Regions from separate parts of the Homo sapiens genome. Here region 2 is linked to region 1. A link is an interaction called in ENCODE POLR2A ChIA-PET data of the cell type or tissue named here. Cell type or tissue: Panc1. All regions are shown on one strand. Links, peaks and the distances in the headings refer to the core of each region. The heading gives the core; the rest is flanking DNA. Region 1 overlaps SLC12A7 (solute carrier family 12 member 7). Region 2 overlaps NKD2 (NKD inhibitor of Wnt signaling pathway 2).

Region 1 (8,848 bases), core at 1,324-6,323:
GGCTGAGATGCCTGTCCGCAGACACGGGTAAATGAGGTGCCAGCACGCCAGTCAACACGCCAGCACTAACCCCGGACAGTGTGGCATCTCATCCCCGCAGCTGCCCGGCTCTCGTGGAGGAGACGGCGCTGAACGACGTCTACACGGGCGTCTGGGGAGGGCCCTACTGTCCGGCTGCCACCGCCCGAAGGCACAACCACAGCGGCCAGGGGAGACGGCATCTGGGGAGAGCCCTACTGTCCAGCTGCCACCGCCCGAAGGCACAGCCACACCTGGCCGGGGGAGACTCACACATGTGCAGCACATGGCCACGATGAGGAAGGACTCCAGGACACCAGCCACCCCCACGATCCACGTCAGGCGCAGGAAGAGGATGACGCCCAGGATGTTCTGCAGGCACGGCAGGTAGACGCCGATGAAGGTGCCCATGCGCGGAGCCTGCGACAGAGCATAGCGTGTCCCAGGGGCTCGTACCCCACACCCAGAGGGAGCCCCCTCCCCAGGCTGCACTCAGGCCCTGGGCAGGCAAAGCGGCCGTGGGGGCAGGAGGGGGCAGGAGTCCTTCCCAGAACAGATGGAGGTTCAGAGAGAGGCCCAGGACAGGACCCCTGACCATCCCGGAATGAGGGCTTAGGGGAGGGGAGCAGAACCACATGGTTGGCAGAGAACCAAGATGCAGCTGCTCCGCTGTGCCTCCCCGACGGAGGGAAACCTGTTACACTGGAAAAGTTATGGAAAAAACAAGAGGGAGAACGAGAGGGCCCCCGGCTCCGTTCCCTGGATGGCTCAGGGCCTGAGATCTGACACCCTGGGAGAGCCTGAGACTTCAGGAATGGAAGCAGAGCCAGCGGAGGGATGAGACGGCTGCTGCCCATAAAGCTAAAAAAAAAAAAAAAAAAAATCCACAGCTCAGCGTCGGCCCTGGGCAGAAACTGACACATCTTAACCGGGCACGGAGGTCACCACGAGATAACAGCAAAGGTTCAGATATCCACGTGGGGGCCACCCCGCCTGCCCCAGCACGGAGCAGGCAGCCTGCTTCAGACACCTGTGCCAGAGAGGGGGACACACCCTGTGCCCTGAGAAAACCCACATGGGCAAGGGTCAGCAGCACAGCCAGGAGCAGGCCAGCGCCTGCCAGGCAGCTCCCCAGCTCCACTCGGGACGGGCCAGGCTGGGGTAGAAGTTTCAGCTCCATCCCCACTGCCTGCTCAGCCCCACTCCCGCCATGAGCAGAGGCACGTGGCTCAGACCTGGAGGACGGCTGGTGCCAGCACAAGGTGACGTTTTAACAGGAAAACGTCTCAAGGTCAATACGGAAAAGGGGGAAGGTTTTATTTGAAGACACTTCCTGTGAACAGTGGCCACAATGTGGATCAGAACAGGCCCCGTGCGGGGCTTCGATCCTGGGGTTCACACAGCCCAGGCCTGGGGAGGATGGGAACAGGGGACCAGGTGAGGGGCAGCTCCCAGGGAGAGCACGCTGAACACCACATCACAAAAGCAAACAGGGTGGCTTCTGGGGTCACCGTGCCGGAACGCCTCCCACAGACTGGCCAAGGCTGGGGCCAGGGCAGGGCTCTAGGGCTCCACCAACTTTAGGACCCTGGGAAAAATAATGTAAGAGCAGCTCGGAGCGTGGGAAGCCCTGGATCTGAGAGCCTGGGGGATTCACTTGGTTCCCTGAGCCCTAGGTGGGAAGCAACAGGGGAGCGACTTGCTTCTGACGGGGGCCCTGGAGAGGAGAGGGTGACGGGGCTGGGGGCCGCTGCTGGGCCCTCCAAATCTGGGTATGCTTTGTTCTTGGTGCAAACGAGAGAAGCGGTGGCGGATGGTGGAGAACCGGCTTTGGGACATTCTCATTGGATAAAACTGAGAGCCCAGGGCAGAGGTGACAGCAAGGCTCCAGGGACAATTGTTGCTGTGACTTCCCAGCGAGGCTTCAGCTAACGCAGGAGCCGACAGGCAGAGCTCCAGGCAGAGACGCGGTCCACACAGGGGCCCCTGCCCTCCAGGCTCAGCCTCAAATCCCGCAGCCCCGTGACAGGCGAGTCAGAAGCTGGTTCTCGGCCAAAGGCGGGGGATCCTGACTCCTCACGGAAGGGCATGGCCGGCCTTGGCCTCTTGGTTCGCGCCTAAAGGCAACTTTTAAGGCTCAACCTGACCCAATTTCAGGCGCGGGAGGCTGGAGATGCCTGGGCCCTTGAAAAGGCTCCTCAATGGGAGCAGGTCTGCTGGGGATGAGCCTCTGAGCCTGGCAAAGAGGACCAGGGGCGGCCCCTGCCCTTCCACCCCAGGGGCCGAGCCACGGTCCCCTAAGGGAGCCGAAGGAGTCACTGCCAACTGAAACCCGCCACCGTCAAACAACAGGCCTGCTGGGGTCACGGGCCCTGGTCCCTCCACGACTGAAACGCAGGCAGCATCAGCCTGGGGTACCTGCATATTGTCCCTGAGGGACAGAGGCCTGAGAGCCACCAGCCTGGGGGTAGGGTTGCCAGGGAGGGCCAGGGAGAGCCTTCCAGGTGGGAACCTCCTGGGCCCTGGCCCACAGTGTGCCATGAACAAACACACCTGCCTGGACGTTTCAGTCATGTCTCAGTACCAAGTAGGGTGAGAGAAGCTGGGGTGTGCTCTCTATGGGCACCTCATGGCAGGCTGGGCTCCATCAGGCAGAGGGGTTGGAGCTGGATGTCCAGGCCAGTGGTGCCTGAGCCCAGCCGAGCTGGAGCTAAAGCCTGTTCCCGGAGCACTCGGACCAGGCCCGTGGGAAGACACCTGCTCCCTGGAGAAAGCCAACATCTCCCTAGGACACAAACTCCAGCACACAGGCGGACAGACAGGGAAGGCCTGTGGCTCCTGAGTTTTGGTGCCAGAGTACCAGCCTGAGCCCATGAGGCCTCAAGGTAGTGCCCAGCATGCGTGAAACCCCAGAAAGGTGCTGAGTGCTGAGCCCGGCAATACCCAGTTCCACAGCGTCCACGTGCGGAAAGGTACTGAGTGCTGAGCCCGGCACACCACCACCCAATTCCGCGGCGTCCACGTGCGGCACGGCAATACCCAGTTCCGCAGCGTCCACGTGCAGAAAGGTGCTGAGTGCTGAGCCCGGCAATGCCCAGTTCCACACCATCCACGTGCAGAAAGGTGCTGAGTGCTGAGCCTGGCAACACCCAATTCCGCAGCGTCCACGTGCAGCAGTGATGGTCCCACCCCAAGGGCTGGCCGAGCTACAGACAGGGGGGGCGGCCACAAGCTCCCCGAGCCGGGAAGGACCCAGCAGGGGAACCAGAAAGAGGTCCAGAGATGCAGCTTCTGAAGAGGCCACTACCCTGTCCTGGGACAACAGCCAGGGCTGAGGGCCCTCATCAGGCCAGGCCCCACCCCAAGGTGGTCTCACGGTCACGTCCCTCGTCTCCGGTTACTTCAACCCCAGATTGAGGCTTCTCAAAAACAAAACCAAATGTCTTCAAGTATTTTGGAAATGCAGTATTAATTCCGCTGTGTTTACAGTAAAAGGAAGGAAAGAGACATCTTGAGCGGCCTGACTTCCCGACTGCTGTGTGGGACCCAGGTCAGCAGAACACTGGACGCTGGCAGGAGGCACTCAGGGGTGGCGTCGACGCAAAGCGCAGAGCCCAGGCTGGGAGGATGCAGGGGAGGGCAAGGAGCCGGCCGACGGACGCCCCACTTGGTGGAGGTCACACGCAGCAGGGGGGCCCACCCTCCCTGGACCTGGGGGCGCCTGGCTCAGCACCTCCTTCCTTCCTGCTCACTGGCCTCTACCTGGCACTACAAAACCCTCCCTTCTGAGAAGATAGGGATCTCCTGATGGTATTTTTAGAGTTAGAAAGTTAAGGAAAATAATAGGGGAATTTAAAAATCACCCTAAAAAGCCAACGTATGCCCTTAGCTGTCTGCCGAAGGAGGGGGGCACAGGCTCGGGGCTGACTCGGGAAATGACAATTTTGTGTCAAGACTGGGGGAGGCCGTCGCCCGGCTTCAGAGCAGGGCCTGCGCTGCTTGGTTTCTTCCGGTGGATTATTTTTTTTTGTTTTTTGTATCTTATTCTAGAGCAACACAGACATATTTGAAAGAAGATTTAAAAAGCAGAGGGAGTTGAGAAGAAACTGAGCCACCCGCCGCACCCCCACAGCGAGGACCTAAGATCTCCCCCAACACGGGTCCAGGGTCTTTCTCGCCTGTGAGCGTCACCTCAGGGCCTCAGGCCTCAGGGTGGCTCTCAGGCAACCCGTCTGTACAGGACGGCAGAACCCTCCCGAGGATGCTCAAGGGGTTTCCACACCTCGTCACCCACAGAAACCACTCAAGGGAAACCTTTCCCCACTGCACCCCCCTCGTTTCCTAGGACGGATTCCTGGAAACAAATCCTCAGGGAATAAAACTGCAGGGAAAATGCTACCAGGCTAAGTGTCCTGGACAGGAAATGAAAAGGAGGGCGGCCCCTGGGAGCACCGAGGCCACAGCACCCTCTGGAAGGGGCCACGTCCCGGCCTCTCGGCACCATTCAGACTCCTCTCCACAGCAGGGGATGGGGCCGCTCCCGCAGAACGAACAAAACACCCCAAGTTCATTTCTCGACAGGGAACCCGGCCACCCAGATGCATGGGGGTGTCACGCTTCCCCGGACGGTGGAGAGGGAAGAGGCCTGGACAGGAGCTGCAGGGCAGGCACCATCGAGCCCTCCCAGGAAGAAAGGGCTGGACGTGGCCATGATACCAGAGCTCAGGGCAGCTCTTCTGACAAGCAACTGCCTTGCCGGCGTGATCTAACCCTGCCGGGACACACGGGGCGGGGACTGGGCGGGCACGGGCAGGGTGGCAGTACCTTGGCCTCCCGCCGCCGGCTCTCCTCGTCCTCCTCGTGCTCCACCACGCCCTGGCTCAGGTTGGTGTAGTTGGCCAGCTTGTTGAGCAGCGAGGACACCATGGGGTTACTGTCCATCTCCTCCTGCGCGGCGTGGACATGGTCACAGGCGGCCCGCACCTCGCCGTGGGCCCCCCGACCTCCCTCCCCGTGTTCAGGGTGTGGAGCTCAGGCCCTCCCCGGGTCCTCAGCCCCTGGGTCTGAAGCAAGCCAGAGAGGCCTGGACACCTGTGTGGCAGGTCTGAGTCCGAGGCCAGGGCTCCAGGCCTCACTGAGTGGGGCCACCCACCCATGGCAGGGACCCCAGGGTGTCCAGCACTCAGCAGCTCAGAGGGGTTCCCGTGGGGCCGGAGCACCCTAGATCCAGGAAGGAGCCCAGAAGGCACCAGCCGAGGAGCACGTCCCAGCTCAAGTGCGGGACTGGGCCCCCGCCACAGCCTTCAGGACAGGGAGGCCCCAGTTCCTTCCACGTGGTGTCCAGTCCTGTGGGAGGCCCCGGCCTGGGGGCCCCCAGGGGCTCCTTTACTTTTCCACATCAAAGCAACGGCCCTGGCACCTTCTTCTTCTAAAAAGTAAAGTTACCTCGAAAAGTGCCATGTTCTTCCCTTCAAAGAAGCTCTCTTGTTCCACCTCGACATTGTTGAGGAATGGGCTGTTTTCTCTTGGATTTCCATCTCCTAGTGAGGGAAAAACAATTCAGAGTCAGCTTAGAAGGAACTAAAAGCAAGCACAGAAGGCCAACTACAGATCTTGCACGGAGGGCTCTGGTCCCCACCAGCTGTCACCTCTAAACCATGGCTAAGGGTGATACTTCTCACACACTCTCCTTCCTTCCACACATCTGTGTTCCAAAGAAAGGGGCATTTCCCAGGGTGCACGCTAGTCCCAGGACACATGCTAGCCCCAATGCGCAAGCTATCCCCAGAACACAAGCTATCCCTAGGACACAAGCTATCCCCAGAACACACGCTAGCTCCAGGGCATACGCTATCCCCCACACACATCATCATTGAAGACAAAGCCCCTGAAAGCCTCGGCAAGTGAGCTGTTCAGCCCAGGGCAAGGGTACCTCCCTCTGGCGTTGAAAATCTCTCATTCAGCCAAATGTGGGCAAAATTCTCACTCTTAAAAGTCGGGGTGGCACCTCCTAGCCTTGCTGCTTAATCCGCCATTTCGGAGGGACACAGAGGACTTCCCACTGTTCCCTGTTGAGGACGCCGCCCACAGGCTCTCTAGGTAAATGAGCCCCTCCTGAGTCTTTCAGGAAGGCTGGGCCGGCGACCCCTCCATGGGGCTGAGCCCAGGCTTCGAACCAGGGGGTAATCCTAGCAGCTGCCCGAGAGCATGAGCAAGGGAATTGGTGGGGAGGAGGACTTGAGGCTCCCTGGCAGGTTGAGGCCCGATGGCCCATGTGACGGTGTTAGAAGATAGGGTCGGTAGGAGGTGGGGGCGGTAGGAGGCGGGGGGCCGGTAGGAGGCGGGGCCGGTAGGAGGTGGGGCCCGTAGGAGGTGGTGAGGTGTGGAAGGGGATGAAAGTCCCTACCCCCAGGCCTCAGCAGCAGAGCTGTCGCCCTCCCACCCTCCATGGGAGGACACGGCAGGGAACCTAGGGCCCTCGCCAGACCCCAAACCTGCCCAGGCCTTGGTCTAAGACTTTCAGCCTCAAGAACTCTGAGAAGTTTCTGTGTTCATGAATCACCTGACCTGGGGGACTGTCACAGCAACACAAGGAACTCGGCACAGGCCACTGCAGAGACCACAGCCTGCCCGGGACCCCTGAGCAGCCCATGGTCAGAACAGGGTCTGCAAATGCACATGCCCCAGCCAGGCACGGTGAGGAGCTGAAGGGCATCAAACCATAGCCACCCACGCACCCCAGGGCCCTCAGGGCCCTCTGCCCCATGTGCTGCACACCAGCTCCCCAGACTGGGAACGACCAAGCCGGGACCCTTCCTAGGGGTGCTCGGCCCATCCTTGCCCAGTCCACCCTAGCCCTGCACAGAATGGTGTGGGACCCTGAGGGTGCAGAAGAAACGGTCAAGGCAGGATGCGAGGTGGCCGGAGGAGGGCAGGCCAAGACCTCATCACTGCACCAAACAACCCCAGCTGGGAGGGTGGGCATTCTCTATGGGACATTTCAGATGTGCCAGAGCCCACTGGCGGCCACCCTGGCTGGCTGACAGGCACCAGCCGCAGGAGTGGTGGGTTCCAGCCGTGCCAGCAAAGAGGGCATCGCCGTCTGGGGGCAGGCGGGCAGCACGTGCTCCCAGTAGGGTGCCTGGGGCGGAAAGCACAGCCTTCAGGGTGTGCAGGTCCTTGGTGCGACCATGAGTGACTGCAGATGCCTAGACCATGGGGCACACCACAGAGAGGCCAGTGCCACGGAGCAGCGGCCCCACCCCTCAAAAACGTCAGGGAGACAACTCAGAGGAAGCTCCAGGTGACAGAGACGGTCAAATGCACGCACAACCTCAGACTTCTTTTTCTAGAGACCGTGATTGGGCCAGTTGGTGAGATCTGAAAAAGATCTCTCGTGTGTGATCATTAACTCCCTGATTCTGGTGACTGCACTGCAGAGATTCTGAAAGAAACGTGCTTGCTTTTAGGAAATACGCCTGTGAGAGGCACCACGTCAGCTGCTTACTCCCAACAGTTCAGAAACAAACGTGGGAGTGAAAGACGGAGACCTGGGGCAGGGCAGGAGGCAGGAGGGACACAGCCAACATGGCAGGAGGTTGGCATTTGGGCAACGGAGGCCAAGGGCAGATGGGCGTTCTCCACACTGGTCTTGCAACCTTTCTGAAATCTAAAATTACATGGAAATCAGGTTAAAAGAAAAATTACACATACTTTCAACTAAGAAAATATGTCTAAATGTCTTTCCCATCAATTATAGGTGTCTTTCCAAGATGAGTCCCATCCAGGGCCCTTCCCCACTCCTCTTCAATGGTTTCAGTGGATTCCTGCTCAGGCCCTTTTTCTGGACACAACGGCCAACTGTTTACAGAGAGATCAGTGGTGACTGGCGACACTTTCTGGAGTCAATGGAAGATGAAGGACCAGGAGCCTGGTGCAGCTATTCTTAGAGGGAGGGAGGGAAGGAAGAAAGGAGGGAGGGGGGAAGGGAGGGAAGGAAGGAGGGAGGAAGGAAAGGAGGGAGGGGGGAAGGGAGGGAAGGAAGGAGGGAGGAAGGAAAGGAGGGAGGGGGGGAGGGAGGGAAGGAAGGAGGGAGGGAAGGAAGGAGGGAAGGGAGGGAAGGAAGGAGGGAGGGAGGGAAGGAGGGAGGGAGGGATGAAGGGAGGGAGGGAGGGAAGGAAGAAAGGAGGGAGGGAGGAAGGGAGGGAAGGAAGGAGGGAGGGAGGGAGAGACCCGAGGGTTTCGGGTTCTCCCTCCCACGCAGCCAACCCCACAGACAACCTTGGACAAAGTCACAGCTGCTTGGGCTCAAGTTTCTCTTCCCCGCAGGAAGGGTGCGTGGCTCCGGAGGCTCAGCCCTGCCTGCCCTTCTCCACCAGGAGTGCAGCTTGGGGCTCCGCTGCCCGGCCTACATCCCTTCTGGAAAGCACAGGTTTACTGGTGGTTGAGGTCTTAGCATGTAACTATGTCTGCGTTCAGCAAGCAACCACTGTTTATCTGAACTCCTACGAACTGTACAAGTAGGAAAAACGTGTACACAGCAAGCACATTCGCTCAAACCAAGGGGACCAACATCCTTCCCGTCGCCTCCAACACTCCCAGCAGAAGCAACCCCTGCTCACCGCAGCGTCTCCTCTGCGCAGCCCACTTGGGAAGATGGCAACGCCTATCAGGCCCCAAGAACACCCCGAAAAACACACACACAAGCTCCCCACAGGCAACCTATGCAGTTGGAAAAAAGCACTAGAAACAACTTGCTCAAGTTGGATTAATATCGAGAAATTCATTAAACTTAGAAAACATAACGATGTAACCACCACAGGGTCACACC
Region 2 (8,135 bases), core at 2,792-7,791, 57 kb before region 1:
CACTGCTATCTGTAAGGAGGCTCAGGGCACCCAGCACCATGCAGGAGGCCTGAGCTCTGCCTGCTGGTCTGATGGGAGGTGAACTGGGTGCCTGAGGGGGGATTGTGGTGCGGGGGGGGGGGTACTGAGAACCCTGGGGGCTTCACCACACAGGTCCCCTGCACCCTCCCCACATCCCAGAGGAGAAGGTCTGGGCTGGAGCTCCCAAGGGTAGACAGGGATGCCTCGGGGCACCCACCTCAGCATTTAGGGTCACCTTCCCCTCCCTACCAGCCCTCCACAGTGGCAGTGCCTGCGTCCCTCAGCCTGGGCATTGGTGGTCTTGGCTGCCCCCCTCCACAGTGACAGTGCCTGCGTCCCTCAGCCTGGGCATTGGTGGCCTTGGCCCCCCTCCGCAGTGGCAGTGCCTGCATCCCTCAGCCTGGGCATTGGTGGCCTTGGCTGCCCTTATGACACCATTTCTGTCGGCAGCCACCTCCAAGCACCTGCACGAGTCCACCTGAGGGGCTGTAGAGCTCCTAGTATCTGGTCCATCCCACGAGGATTCTGTGCCCATGGGGGCTGCAACTCTGGGGCTCTGGGCACTGCTCTGCACTCCATGGAAGCCCACGACTGCAGCCTCACCCATTATTCTGATTTTGAAATAAATAAATAAATAACTACAGCCTGGGTTTTAGAGATGATTTGGTTTTATGCCAGCGTCCACCTGGACAGAGCTTTTCCCTCACAGCGGTGCCTCCCTGCTGTGTGGATGTACAAAGGCCTCGCCGGGCTGGGCTCATGGGGCCCCTCAGGCTGCAGCAGCCAGTCCCGGAATGTCGGGACTGCAGCCCCCAGGAGGGAGGCCTACTTTTTAATAATCAGCTGTTTTGTTTCTTATTAAAATGAGGGCAAGCTCTCCTGCCTCCCGCTGGGAGCTGCCCACCCTGCCTTGGCACCGCCCTGGGCGGCCAGCAGGAGACCTCAGCTCTGGGGGGCCCTTGGCTCAGCCACAAGGGGGGCTGGGGGCCTGGGTCTCACTCAACAATATTCAGCCTCGGCAGCGCCACCTTAGTGCCCATGTGTGGGTGGGGGTCTGGTCCCTCTCTCCCCACCCAAGTTCTGGGGTGGCAGCTGGCCAGCCTGGAACCTTCCACCATACCCTGTTTGGACCCTGGCCAGTGACCACGGTGGCAGGAGGCGCTTGGGGGGGTCCAGGTGCCCTCGAGGGTGACCCTGCTCAGCCTCCTGCCTGGGCCAGACTCCAGGAACCCCAGGGACCCCGGCAGGGCAGACAGCCCCATAGGAGGTCAGAAGAGATGAGGGGCACATGACCCCTGGTCAGGAGGAAAGGATGAAGCCGTGGGGACTGTGAGGGCAGTCCCAGCTGGGCAGCCCTGGGGTCCTGTGTCCACCCACGGAGACACCAACTCGGCACCAAAGTCATCTCCAGGGTCAGGCTCTGGCCGTCCAGGTGGACGGGACTGAGCTCTGTGCTGTATCTCCTTGTGGGCTTTCCACGGCTTTCCAGGGACCTGGAATCAGAAGCAGAAACACAGCTGCCCATCCCTCCCGCCCGCCTGCCCGAGAGCTGCCTGCTCTCAGGAAATGCTCCAGGGCGGTGTGTGCTGGGCCGAGGGGCTCCGCACCTCCACCACTGCGCAAGGCCCCTGCCCTGACCACAGGTCTGTCTCCTTCTCTGTGTCCTGAAGGCTGCAGATTATTCATGAGAACCATGTGAGCTTCGGCTCAGCTGAAACACCGCTGGGATGTGTTTGAAGTTTTTCCCCATTTTCCGTAACTGGTCTCGGCCGGCAGCCCTATAAGAGGCATGTTGGGGTCCTGGGCAGCCATGCGGGCAGCGGCTGGAGTCCTCGTGTCAGGCTCCAGTGGGCAGTGCTGGGAGCAGGCCCCAGAGCAAAGGGGCAGTGTGTCTCCTCTTGCATTTAGGGTAATCCAGCATGGGGGCCCTGGCCAAGGGGATCCCCAGGGCAGCACTGACTGAAGGGGTCATTCCAGGCAGCTGCATCTTCTACCTGGAAATGCTTTGGGGAACCTGACAACACAGGAATGTCTGTGTGTTTTGCTTCCTAAAATCTGAGGCTGAGTGGGGCACGAAGGGTTGGTGTTTCTGGACCCAGAGATTGAGACGCCCCAGGAGGCCTGAGGCGAGTGTCAGGCTCCAGTCCAGCCGCCCAGAGCTCCTGCCCATCTCCCCCGCCTGCCCACTGAGCTATGTGGCCACTGACTGCCCCGTTCTTCCTGCAGGAGCTGCCCAATGGGGACCCCAAGGAGGGGCCTTTCCGGGAGGACCAGTGTCCCCTACAGGGTGAGTGCAGCTCCCGCAGCCCTCCCTCCCCAAACTCACAGACTTCATCCCGTACCAAGGCAACGCCGAAAACCACCCTTAAAACAACCCCGTGTGCGGAGCGAGGGCACTTCCCAGGCTTAGACGCACTTTGTTCTTAAAAAGCCTTGGCAGCACAACTCACAGGGTCCTCGCTGGACTGGCAGCTGCGATCTGGCAGCAGAGACCAAAAAGGCCTGTCCCATGGGCAGAGCCCTAAGCGTTACCTTTATGTGTTTGGAGTCTCTGTGAGCCTGTGTTTGTGGATGGGGGTGGCTCTGTATAAAGGGGACCTGTGAATTTTCAAGTTAGCCCTGGGCTGGAGGATGTGTGAGATGCTGGCCCAGCCTAAGTCACTGCCACGCGTGTATGCCTCAGTGGCACCAGTCCTACCTGTGGCGCGTGGCAGGTCAGCACTTGGCTTACCTGTGGGTCTGTGGGAGGGTGCTGGGAGGCCAGCAAGCAGGGCCACCTTCGGATGGCTGCTGAAGCCAAGAGAGGCACCCACACCCCCTCAGTGGGAAGGCAGGCCCAGAGCATCGTCCCAGCTCAGGCTCGACGTGCACCTGTCTGCAGGTGCTGAGCCCGGACAGTCCCACACTCCTATCCTGGGGACGCAGCTTGCAAGTGCTGGAGAATAACGGAATAATTGTGCTCCAGAAACCAGAGGACTGTTCATCCATCCTGCCCAGAGGCTGCGGGGAGGGGGCCGCCTGTTGACACACTCAGTGCACAGGTGGCCTGTGTGGCCTGTGGGCTCAGTGCTAGGATTCTGGAGTGGAGGGCCGGAGGGACTGTGTCTATGGGGAGGGGGCCCAATGATGACACAGGGAGCATCTCCTGGAGGCCCAGGCTATGTTCCCCTATCTGTGCTCCTCGGAGTCTGCTGCACCCCCAGCTCTGAGGTGGTGGTTGCAGTTGGGGGCCACCGTGGGCTGGTGAGAGGAGGGCACACCCGGCTGTGGCTGGCCGGGATAGGGCCTCCCTCCCCTCCGCAGGGGTCCCAAGATCGGGCTCTCAGCTCAGGCCCGTCTGGACAGGATCATGGTGTGGTGAGGGGAGAGCAGCGAGGGTCCCCAATGGCGGGCCACATCCTCCATGTGCCCTCTGCCAGCCCCTTCGCCTCCTCTTGTCCCCCTAGTGGCACTCCCCGCTGAGAAAGCTGAGGGCCGCGAGCACCCGGGACAACTCCTCAGCGCAGATGACGGAGAGAGGGCAGCAAACCGCGAGGGCCCGCGAGGACCGGGCGGGCAGCGCCTCAACATTGACGTGGGTCTCTCTCCGGCCTCACTTGCGGGAACACGTCCCTGGGGCCGGGGGCTCAGGGACAGGCATGTGTTGCCCTAAACTGGGCATCTGTGGACACGGCGTAGTTCACTCAGTCTTCCCCACAGTTCACCCCGTTTAAGGCATTGAAGCAGAACTTGAATGTGCAAGCCAAAGTCAGCAGGAGCCAGAGAGTGCAGGATGTTGCTGTGAATTTGGCCAAAACTGACTGGTCTGGCATCAAATAACTTGAGCCGCATTCCCAGCCTTGGTGCCCTTGGCACTACAGGAGTAATGCCAAAGCTGACTTGACGGACAGCCCGACTCTCTGCCCGCTGGAGGCAGGGCACAGGGCTTCCGTTTCCCGGGAGGGCTCAGGGAGGACTGGGGTCTCCGTGTCCAGTCAAGATTTCTGGAATTGACAACACTTGACGGCCAGTGTGTCCTCTTCTCCTTCTGGGTGACGTGGAGTGCTTGCATGAGCTGAGATAGGTGTCACTGTGGGGGAACCGAATCACAGGGCACAAAGCTGGGTCCCCCCAAGAAGGGCTGGAGCTGGGCAAGAAGGGGTCTGCTGGTTCAGGGCTTGAGCTCCAGCCACGCTGCCCTCTAGGCTCCGCCTTTCCTAGCTGGCATGAGGGACCCCTGGGAAAGGCCCCAGAAGATCCTTCCCCCTGTGGAGTTGGGCGTGTTGGCGTGGGTAGGAGGCGAGGTCCCGGCCCCCACGTCCCCCCACAGGCACTCCAGTGCGATGTCTCGGTGGAGGAGGACGACCGCCAGGAGTGGACGTTCACGCTCTATGACTTTGACAACTGCGGGAAGGTCACCAGGGAGGTAGGTGAGCTTGTGTTTGCGTCAGGTCCACAGTAGTAGACAGACGGGGCAGACAGACTGTGCTGGCCTCGCGATACCTCAGGGGGCAGGAGGGGACCTGCCTGCTGCGAGGTCCTCATGCCAGCTGGGCTTGCGTCTCCCCAGGGCCCAGTTCACGTGTGTTTCTGGGCCGAGCCTGCGCCGCCCATTTCTGCGGCTGTGCTTCCCACACTGCAAGGCTGCCCTCAGGGCACTGGAGGCGCTCACAGGGCCACCTGGGCAGACCCAGGCTGCTCCGAGAAGATGCCTGTGTTGGTTCCTGTGGTCTGTTGGTGGATGCAAGGATGGCATAGGAAGGGGCGGGGGCTGGATGTGTTTTCTGGCAGGGAGGGCGGGTGGTGTCCCCTGGGGTCTGCTCTGTCAGTGAAACTGATGCCGGGCCCCAGGACATGTCCAGCCTCATGCACACCATCTATGAGGTCGTGGATGCCTCGGTCAACCACTCCTCGGGCAGCAGCAAGACCCTCCGTGTGAAGCTAACCGTCAGCCCTGAGCCCTCCAGCAAGAGGAAGGAGGGTCCTCCTGCTGGCCAGGGTGAGTGAGGCCTGGGCACACACAGAGGACCCTACCCAACATTGGCAGGGGCCTAAGCTGTGTGCGCGGGACAGGGAGGGACAAGTGAGTGGATGGAGGAGTGAGTGGGTGAATGGATGGGTGAGTGAGTGAATGAGTAAGTGGGTGAGTGAGTGAGAGAGTAAGTGGGTGAGTAAGCAGATTAATGAATGAATGAACAAGTGAGTGAGTTAATGAATGAGTGAACAAGTGAGTTAATGAATGAATGAGTTAATGAATGAGTGAGTGTTAATGAATGAGTGAGTTAATGAGTGAACGAGTGAGTTAATGAATGAGTGAACGAGTGAGTTAATGAATGAGTGAACAAGTGAGTGAGTTAATGAATGAGTGAACCAGTGAGTTAATGAATGAATGAATGAGTGAGTGAGTTAATGAATGAGTGAATGAATGAGTGAATGCTGAATGAAGGAGGGAGGGAGTGAGTAATGGCAGGACCCCCCTTTCAGACCGGGAGCCCACCCGTTGCAGGATGGAGGGTGAACTGGCAGAGGAGCCAAGGGTGGCTGACAGGAGGTTGTCTGCACACGTCAGGTGAGGGCTGGGGTGCCAGGGTGGGGCTGTGCCTTAGGCGGGGGCACCCTGGCCACACCCCTGCTTCCCGCAGGCCACAGGCCACAGGCCACACACCATCCTCTAGGTCAGACCTGCAGGGGGCACCTGGTCCAGCAGCTCTGTGGGGCATGGGCCCTTCCAGCATCTGGCACCCTGGCTGAGCTGGGCCCCCAAGTCTGTCTGAGCAGAGGGCTTTGAGGGGCAGCAGCCACAGCGGCCTTGACACCCTCAGTCTGGACTTGCTGTGGCTCACTGTGGCTCCCTGTGGCTCCACTCAGCAGCTTTGGGGGCAACAGGGCTGGGGGTGGCTGGGGCAGTGGCTGAGGGTGGCTGGGGCAGTGGTTGGGGGTGGCTGGGGCAATGGCTAAGGGTGGCTGGGGTAGTGGCTGGGGATGGCTCAGGCAGTGGCTGAGGCAGTGGCTGGGGGTGGCTGGGTGGCTGGGGTGTGGCTGGCGCAGTGGCTACAGTGGTCCCAGAGTGGTGATCAGGTGCCACTACAGCATGAGCCACTCCCTAGAGCACCTGCGGCTCTGGTGCCTGGGAGGGAGTTCACAGGGTTCTGGGGGTCGGCTGTGACCTTGTTTCTCTGGACGGCACTTGACTGTCTGTGCCCAGGCGTCCACTCTCCTTCCTGCTCTGCGAGGAGGTGGGTGCTGGTCAGGATGCACCCCGGACCCCTGCCGCCTGCTGTAGGCACCCCGTCATCAGGGGTGCGCCACCCAGTCTGTGCGGGGGTCAGGCCCTTCTCTGTGCTCCAAGCAGGAGGCCCAGTACTGACCCCCAGCCCTGCTCGGAGCGGGGGCCCTACTGCGTGGACGAGAACACGGAGCGCAGAAACCACTACCTGGACCTCGCCGGGATTGAGAACTACACGTCCAGATTCGGCCCTGGTAGGTCCTGGAGGCCACCCTGGGCGTGAGGCCCTGGCTGTGGGTGCCCATCGAAGGTCTTGATTCCCACAGCCCTGAGTGCAGGGGGCCCCTCCCTGCCCTGCCCCGCCCCCCCCCAACCCCCCCCACCCCACCCCACCCAGGACGGCACCCAGGTCCTTCCACAGCTACCTGTTGGTCATGGCTGCCTCCTGGCTACCTGTTGGTGCCGCCTGAAAGCAAGGCGGGCGTCCCGTCCAGGTGTGTGTATGTGGCGGATGCGGGGGTGCCTGGTTCAAAGTGAGATGGAAGACATTGGGTTTGCATTCAGGGAAACCCTGCCTTGGGGTGAGAAGTCAGTATTTTAGGGTGGAATCACCGGCTCAGTCAGCAGAGGGGGTCGTCCAGTAGTGTGGATGGCCGGCAGTGTGGACAACAGGCAGTGTGGACGGCAGGGCAGGCAGTGTGGACAACAGACAGTGTCGACAGCAGGCAGTGTGGATGGCAGGCAGGCAGTGTGGATGGCGGGCAGTGTGGATGGCAGCCAGGCAGTGTGGACGGCGGGCAGTGTGGATGGCAGGCGGGCAGTGTGGACGGCGGGCAGTGTGGACAGCGAGCAGTGTGGATGGCAGGCAGGCAGTGTGGATGGCGGGCAATGTGGATGGCAGGCAGGCAGTGTGGACGGCGGGCAGTGTGGATGGCAGCCAGGCAGTGTGGACAGCAGGCAGTGTGGATGGCAGGCAAGCAGGTGGATGGCAGGCAGCATAGATAGCTGGCAGCCTGCCCAGCACACGTTTATTTCCGACTAGCAGCACCCCTATGTGGCCTGCATGGAGATTCTTGTACCAAAGCCCAGGCCACTCCCCAAGGGCTGGGGCCAAGTCTCTCTCATAACCCCGGCTTCAGGAGTCCCCAGGGGCAGGAGGGGTGGAGCTGGATCAGGGTCATGGGGGCTCAGTGCGCTGTGTGCTGACCCTGCCCTCCTTGGCCGCGCTCTGCACAGGAGCTGCACCCTACAGGGCTCGCACTGCACGTTGTGAAGGTGGCAGTCCTGAGTCCTTCTCAAATCTATTTTGTAATGAGGGTTTAGGGGATGCGAATCCTGGGGGCGCCCTCCCTGATATAACCTGGCTTTCTGCCACGGCGCCCCAAGCAGGGTCTCAGCTGTGCGAGAAGAGAAGCTCCGCTCCCAGGACACACAGTGGGGACAAGGCTAGAGGAGTCGGCCTTTGCAGGGAGCTGTGGAGCCAGGCAGGTCACCCACAGTGGCCAGGCCCCTTCCCTTCAGGGCTGGTGGCCGTCTGACTGCAGACTTGGCTAACAGACTGGCCTCAGGTGGGACCCCTGGCGCAGCTCTTCCAGTGGGCCCTGGGCCGTTTCTGAGGAGATGGGAACCTGAGCCTGCACTCCCAGGGCCTCACACTCTGACCTGTGTCCGCAGGGTCCCCTCCTGTGCAAGCAAAGCAGGAGCCCCAGGGCAGGGCCTCGCACCTCCAGGCCCGGTCCCGCTCCCAGGAGCCAGATACACATGCCGTACACCACCGCAGGTCACAGGTGCTGGTGGAACACGTCGTGCCAGCCTCGGAGCCTGCTGCCCGGGCCCTGGACACGCAGCCCCGGCCGAAGGGGCCGGAGAAGCAGTTCCTCAAGTCCCCCAAGGGCTCCGGGAAGCCGCC

The links. Peaks named below come from ENCODE experiments on the same cell type or tissue, not always from the same donor. Only the 100,000 strongest peaks of a DNase experiment are listed, where the experiment ranks them.
Region 2: POLR2A ChIA-PET joins it to region 1 with 7 read pairs; 2 of 35 experiments call an interaction of 5 or more read pairs at or near these places.

The regions. Positions count from the first base shown.
Region 1 is chr5:1,088,691-1,097,538 of GRCh38, forward strand. It overlaps SLC12A7 (solute carrier family 12 member 7), which reads right to left. Exons shown (of 24, transcript NM_006598.3): 2 at 5,464-5,558; 3 at 4,843-4,965; 4 at 292-438. Among named protein-coding and RNA genes, the nearest start is that of SLC12A7, 19 kb to the right of the region's middle. In Panc1, for the core only: no CTCF peak of the experiment used is centred there; no DNase peak of the experiment used is centred there; H3K27ac peaks cover 4,636 bases.
Region 2 is chr5:1,029,905-1,038,039 of GRCh38, forward strand. It overlaps NKD2 (NKD inhibitor of Wnt signaling pathway 2), which reads left to right. Exons shown (of 10, transcript NM_033120.4): 4 at 2,248-2,308; 5 at 3,468-3,595; 6 at 4,331-4,426; 7 at 4,852-4,999; 8 at 5,485-5,569; 9 at 6,353-6,480; 10 at 7,901-8,135. Among named protein-coding and RNA genes, the nearest start is that of NKD2, 25 kb to the left of the region's middle. In Panc1, for the core only: no CTCF peak of the experiment used is centred there; a DNase peak (open chromatin) is centred at 5,308.